2 separate regions of the Homo sapiens genome follow, and region 1 is linked to region 2. Evidence: chromatin loops called from intact Hi-C (ENCODE). Cell type or tissue: GM12878. All regions are shown on one strand. Links, peaks and the distances in the headings refer to the core of each region. The heading gives the core; the rest is flanking DNA. Region 1 overlaps LOC105371750 (a long non-coding RNA gene). Region 2 has its middle 28 kb from the start of MRM1.

Region 1 (2,905 bases), core at 258-2,757, 130 kb after region 2:
TCTGAAGGAAGCTGAGAGCCAGGCAGGGTTTGAGCAGGGCAGGGACACGGTATGACTTAGAACGAGGTTCCTCTGGCTACTGGTCAAGAGCAGGCTGTGGGGCAACAAGGGTGGAAGCCCATTTGGAGGCTACTGCAGTCACCCAGGTGAGAGGCAGTGGTGGAGAGCAGTGGTCAGATTCCGGATGAATTTTGCAGGGAGAGCTACCCAGGTTAGCTGATGGATTGGCTGTGGGGTTGAGTGAGAAAGAAAGGAGTCAAGGGCGACGAGGCTCGGAGAGGTTAGGGTGGGCTGCTTCTGAGTGTGCTGTGAGCCAGTGCCTTTCTCTTGTACAGAACATGTCCAGACTGCTGTCTCCAATAGCCTATACCCTCCAGTTCCCTTCTCTCCTGCTCCGTGGAGCTCTGTGGCAGCCATTTCTACTACAGTGTGGGCCTTGCATGGGAGCTGTTAGGGAGGCATGTGCACACACACGCACACTCACATGTGTGTGTGTTCATGGGCTGCCTCCAAGAGCTTCGATCCTGTTTTATGTGATGGCATGCAGGCCTCCCTCCTCTGTTTTATGTGATTGCATGCAGGCCTCCCTCCTCTGATGAAGAATTGCTAAGGAGGCCAGGTGTTGTGGCTCACGCCTGTAATCCCAGCACTTTGGGAGGCTGAGGCGGGTGGATCACTTGAGGTTAGGAGTTCGAGACCAGCCTGGCCAACATGGCGAAACCCCGTCTCTACTAAAAATACAAAAATTAGCCGGGCATAGTGCTGCGCGCCTGTAGTCCCAGCTACTTGGGAGGCTGAGGCAGGAGAATCACTTGAACCTGGGAGGTGGAGCTTGCAGTGAGCCGAGATCACACCACTGTACTCCAGCCTGGATGACAGAGCAAAACTCTGTCTCAAAAATAAAAAAAGAAAGAAAGAAAGAAAGAGAAGAAACGTTAAGAAGCTGAAGCCCTTCCATATGTCTGAGCCTTGGTGTATTCATCTGAGAAATGGGAGTGAGGATTGTGGAAGAACCCTGGGTTGGGCTGAGGGCTGGGCAGGTAGGAGCTAGAATGCCTGGATGTTGTTGCCATGAAGCTAGGAGAGGGCTGGAGGTTCAAGAAGGTTTCTAGATACCTGGGTTGGGGGAGGGGGTGCAGAGGGAGTGGGGTCAAGGTATGAGGCATGAGTCAAGGGTGTGGGGTTGGAGGGTGGGGTGTGAGAGGTGGGCCCTGGGAAGAGCTGAGGGACCAGTCTGGGAGGGGTGAGGTGCTTGGTAAGTACTTGGTAGAGGGCGCAGCAGGTACTCTGGCGAGATGCTGGGTACTGCAGCATATATGCAGCGTGCATGATGAGCTCTAGGTGTTCGGGGCTCTCTGGTGAACGCGCATCACCTTGTTTACCTCCTTTCATACTCCTGTCCACTTCGCCAGCTCCACACTGCCCCCTGGCAGTGCCTTGTGTGCACCAGAAGTGAGTTCTCCCTGGGGCCTTGGCATTCCGTTCCCTCTGCCAGGATTGCTTATCCTGGATGTCCACGTGCTCTTTTGCCTTCTCCATGGCTTTGCTCACAGGTCCTCCCCAGCCAGGCCTTCCCTGACCCTATCCAATCTGCAGCCCCACCCAGCGCTCCCTCTTCCCTTCTCTGACTTCATTTCTTTCCATAGTGTGTGTCACCGTCTTTCATCTATTTCACTGATTTTGCTTATTATCTCCTTCCTCTAGAAGCTAAGCTCCATGTGGGTAGGGACTTCTGGTTTTTTTGTTTGTTTGTTTTGTATTGTTTTTGAGACACAGTGATGCTCTGTTGCGCAGGCTGGAGTGCAGTGGCACGATCTCAGCTCACTGCAACCTCCGCCTCCGGGGTTCAAGTGATTCTTATGCCTCAGCCTCCTGAGTAGTTGGGGTTACAGGTGTACAACACCATGCCCAGCTAGTTTTTTGTATTTTTAGTAGAGACTGGGTTTCACCATGTCGGCCAGACTGGTCTTTAACTCCTGACCTCAAGTGATCTGCCCACCTTGGCCTCCCAAAGTGCTGGGATTACAGGAGTGAGCCACCACACCTGGCCTGTTGGTTTTTAACGGTGGTGAAATGTACATACAGTACTTACTATTTCAATCATTTGTAAGTGTACAATTCAGTGGCATTAAATGCATTCTCACTGTTGTGGAAGCATCCCTGTCTATACCCTATACTTTTTCATCATCTCCAAAATAAACTTTGAGCCCATTAAACAATAACTTCCCCATCCCTCCCCCCCCCAGCTCCTGGTAACCTCTATTCTATTTTCTGTCTCTGAATTTGCCTATTCTGGGTACCTTATATAAGTGGAATCCTACAATATTTGTCCTTCTGTGTTTGGCTAACTGTACTTAGCATAATATTTTCAAGTTCGATCTATGTTGTACTATATATCAAAATTCCATTTCTTTTTATGGCTGAATAATATTCCATCACCTGTACACACAATGTTTTGGTTACAACTGCGTGCTCTGTGCCTGGCATAGTGCCTGACTCATGGTCAGTGCTCAGTAAATATTTGTTGAATGACTGAGTGAATGAATGAATGACTGAGTGAGTGAATGAATGAATGAGTGAATGAATGAATGAATGAATGAGTGGAAGGGGTGATGAGTCTTTATGGTTTTGTTTTTGTTTTAGAACCATCGTGTTTGAGATCCTAGAGAAGTGTTTGCATAGAGATGACAATAAGTGCCCCTGGGTGTTGAGGAGAAAGGAGGATGAGGGGTAAATGGTGTGTGAGCAAGGGTATGAAGAGGGGGTACAGCTGGTCTCCCGAAAGGGGTTCCTTCCTGCCCTGGGCAGAGCACCTCCACCCTCCCTTCCTCACTCCAGAGGAGCCTGGGGCGGGAAGTCTTCTGCAGGAATCCAGTCTCAGACTCCCTGCCCCTGGCCTGCTTTG
Region 2 (2,905 bases), core at 116-2,615:
CCTCAAGCAATCCTCTGGCCTTGGCCTCTCAAAGTGCTAGGATTATAGGCACGAGCCACTGCACCTGGCCAAAATGTATGTTTTGGCAGGGCTAGAAACATGTGTTGGTTCAGCTCCTGGATTGCAGAACAGGCTTCTCTAACTGTGCCTGGGAACATTCAGTTCAGCTGCAGGCAGATACACACTTGCCATGGGCTCAAAACTGGGCTGGGCTTCCGGAGGGGAAGAAGAGAGAAACAGAGACCCTAGGAAGCTCCGAGTCATGGATCAGGTGGGTGGGAGTAGATGGATATAACCATGGAAAATGGACATGCAGGATGCAGTGTGAGATGCAAGGTGCAGTGTGGCCAGTGCTCCGAGACCAAGAGAATGATGGAGACCCTGTGCCAGGTGCTGCAGAAGCGGACCCCCAGAGAGACACTGACTCAGCGATGGAGGCCCTGAGAGAGATGAGGAGGATGAGACTGGCAGTTACTGAGCCTCTGATAAGCAGCTGACACTTTGCTGAGTGCTTCAAACTTGTTATTTCACACAATGCTCATCACAACCCCATTTTACAGATGGGGAAAGTAAGGCTTAGAAATTTCAAGTGAATTTCTCAAGGTTACACAGCTCATGTAGAGCCAGGATTCAAACCCAGATCAGCCTGACCTCCCTGCCTGGACTTAGTGGTCTTTTGACTCCATCAGGCTGATCAAGGATGGAGAGAGAGAGAGAGGAGAGTGAGTGAGAGAGAGAAAGAGAGAGAGAGAGACCCATGAAACAGATTGAGCAAGGCATGGAGTGCAGGCTTCATGCACACGGTGGGGCCTCTTCTGGGTCTGACAATGCCTTAGCCCCTGTTCTTTGAGGCTCTTGTTTAAGATTTGCCAAAAAGAGGTCACCCAAATTATGGCCGATTTAGAAAGTTTACTTTTCACCAGTGCACACAAAATAGTGCAAAGAGATTAGGCTCTTCGAAAGGTCATTTTAAGCCTTTCAAATAGTGACAGGGCCCTGCAGGCAGTGTCATCCTACATTCTCACACTGCAAGGGGACTGCCCTCGCTGGATTCTAGGGTCTCTCCCATGACTGGAGGAAAAGTGTCATCTGGACACTATGTCAGAAGTCTAGATTTGGCGCCCTCTGTGAGTCTGAGGGCGTCTCCCCTTCTGCACCCGGCCACCCCCATGAGAGGTCCTGCCAAGTGGGTGAGCTGCGGCGGCAGGCAGGGGTGCAGTGCCCATCATTCACACTAGATGGCGCTCTGACATTGGACAATCCTCTGAGCATGTGGCTGCCTAGTGGCCAGAGGGCAGGGCTGGATGGCTTTGAGGGGAGGCTGGTCTCACTGGACCTGACACCCCGACCTAGGGTAGGCCAAGGGGCGCCGGAGATGTCAGAAGCCAGGCTGGGGACCAGGAACTCTGCTCCTCCACCCGTGACTCCTGGTCATTCTTGGGTCGGGGCTGAAAGCGGGGCAGTGGGAGGAGCAGAGGGACCAGAGGGCAGCTGGAGGGGAGGGATGGGGTGGGGGGGGGCACATCAGCAGGCCCTGGTGGGGCAGCCCGGCACCCCTCAGCCAGTTAAGGGCCTGGGGAAGGTTGTCCTCTCATTGACCACTAAAGCCTAGGGCTGTAGACCTGGGGTCTCCCAGGAGTGGTTTGGCCATCTGCCTTGCCCTTGGACAAGGGGGCTGGGTAAGAGGCATGGGGGCTTGTTTACAATGCCTGCAGCTGGTAGGAAAGGAAGCCTTGGCAGATGTGACTGAAGGATCAGCTTTGCTTGGAGAGCAAGACCCAGGCACAGGACCTAAAGGCCTCAGGTTTGTGTCCCTGTTTAGGCATGTGACCTTGGGCAAGCCACTAAGACCTCTGCTTCCTAATCGTTTCTGCTTTCAGAGTTGGGAACCTTGAATGAGATCATGCACACAAAGGCACTCAGCACACCAAATGCAGGGCATCCCTCCTGTCCTGCCAGTTTGCGGAAGTGGCATCTTGCATTATTTCCCTGCCTGCAGGCCCAGTAAACACTCAGTGCTGTTGAGTGATTGGTGCCTGGGGGTGGAGGCAGCTGGAATTGGCAGTGTTCCAAAAGGGGCCTCCAAACCTTGTACTTGGGGGAGTATCCTTGAGAGACCCCGTCCTCAGATGTCCACATTTTCCCTGTTTGGAAATGCATGCCTTGGAGCTGGGCCTGACTGCTCCGCTTGCCCGCTCTTTGTCTCGTCCGTTGTCTGGGGCTCTGCGGGATCTAGAGAGAAAGAAAGGAAATCCCCAGCACTTGCTTGTGGGACAAGAAAGCAGAGGGGTGGGCTTTTCAGGGGACCTCTTCTCCAGCAGTCTGCTTGCCTACTTCCCTCACATCTGGTGCCAGGGGCGGAAACTGAGGCAAGGGAGAACCTTAAGGACAAACTACAAATCCCTGAATGCTAATAGGGATAGGAGAGTGAGGTGGTGAATTGACTTCCCGGTCCCATTGCAGGGACTGAGGGGGTCTGTAACCCTCGACTCCTGGGGGAGAGGTCTCGAATGGTTCGCTAGAGACATTCGAGGAGTTAGGAGATGGGCAGGGAAAGGTCTGGGAGGAGGAAGTTGAGGGTAAGGGCATTGGGGGCAGATTTATTTGGTTAACAAATGTTCCACAAACGCTCAGTGAGAACCTCATGTGGGCTAGGCACTGGTCTAGGTGCTGGGACTCGGGGGCCCAGGTGAATAAGCTTCCCGTCCTGGGCGAGTTTCCTGGAGTAAAAATCAGGCTGGCTGGGGCTTAACTCTATGTGGCTGCCCCATATCATCTAACACCTCTAAGTCCCAGTTTCATCATCTGTAAGATGGGAATAATAACAATGTCTCCCCCACGGGATGACCATGAATGTTAGATGCATGGAAGGTGCTTAGCACCCAGCTCCTGCATTTAACAAACG

The links. Peaks named below come from ENCODE experiments on the same cell type or tissue, not always from the same donor. Only the 100,000 strongest peaks of a DNase experiment are listed, where the experiment ranks them.
Region 1: it touches region 2 in a loop (6-fold over the local background); 16 of 110 quality-filtered maps call a loop at or near these places.

Annotation. Positions count from the first base shown.
Region 1 is chr17:36,754,348-36,757,252 of GRCh38, forward strand. All of the region lies in intron 6 of LOC105371750 (a long non-coding RNA gene), which reads left to right. Among named protein-coding and RNA genes, the nearest start is that of MRM1, 150 kb to the left of the region's middle. In GM12878, for the core only: a CTCF peak has its summit at 1,426; no DNase peak of the experiment used is centred there.
Region 2 is chr17:36,628,218-36,631,122 of GRCh38, forward strand. It overlaps a transcript of MRM1 not described here. Among named protein-coding and RNA genes, the nearest start is that of MRM1, 28 kb to the left of the region's middle. In GM12878, for the core only: a CTCF peak has its summit at 1,235 (motif pointing right); a DNase peak (open chromatin) is centred at 1,244.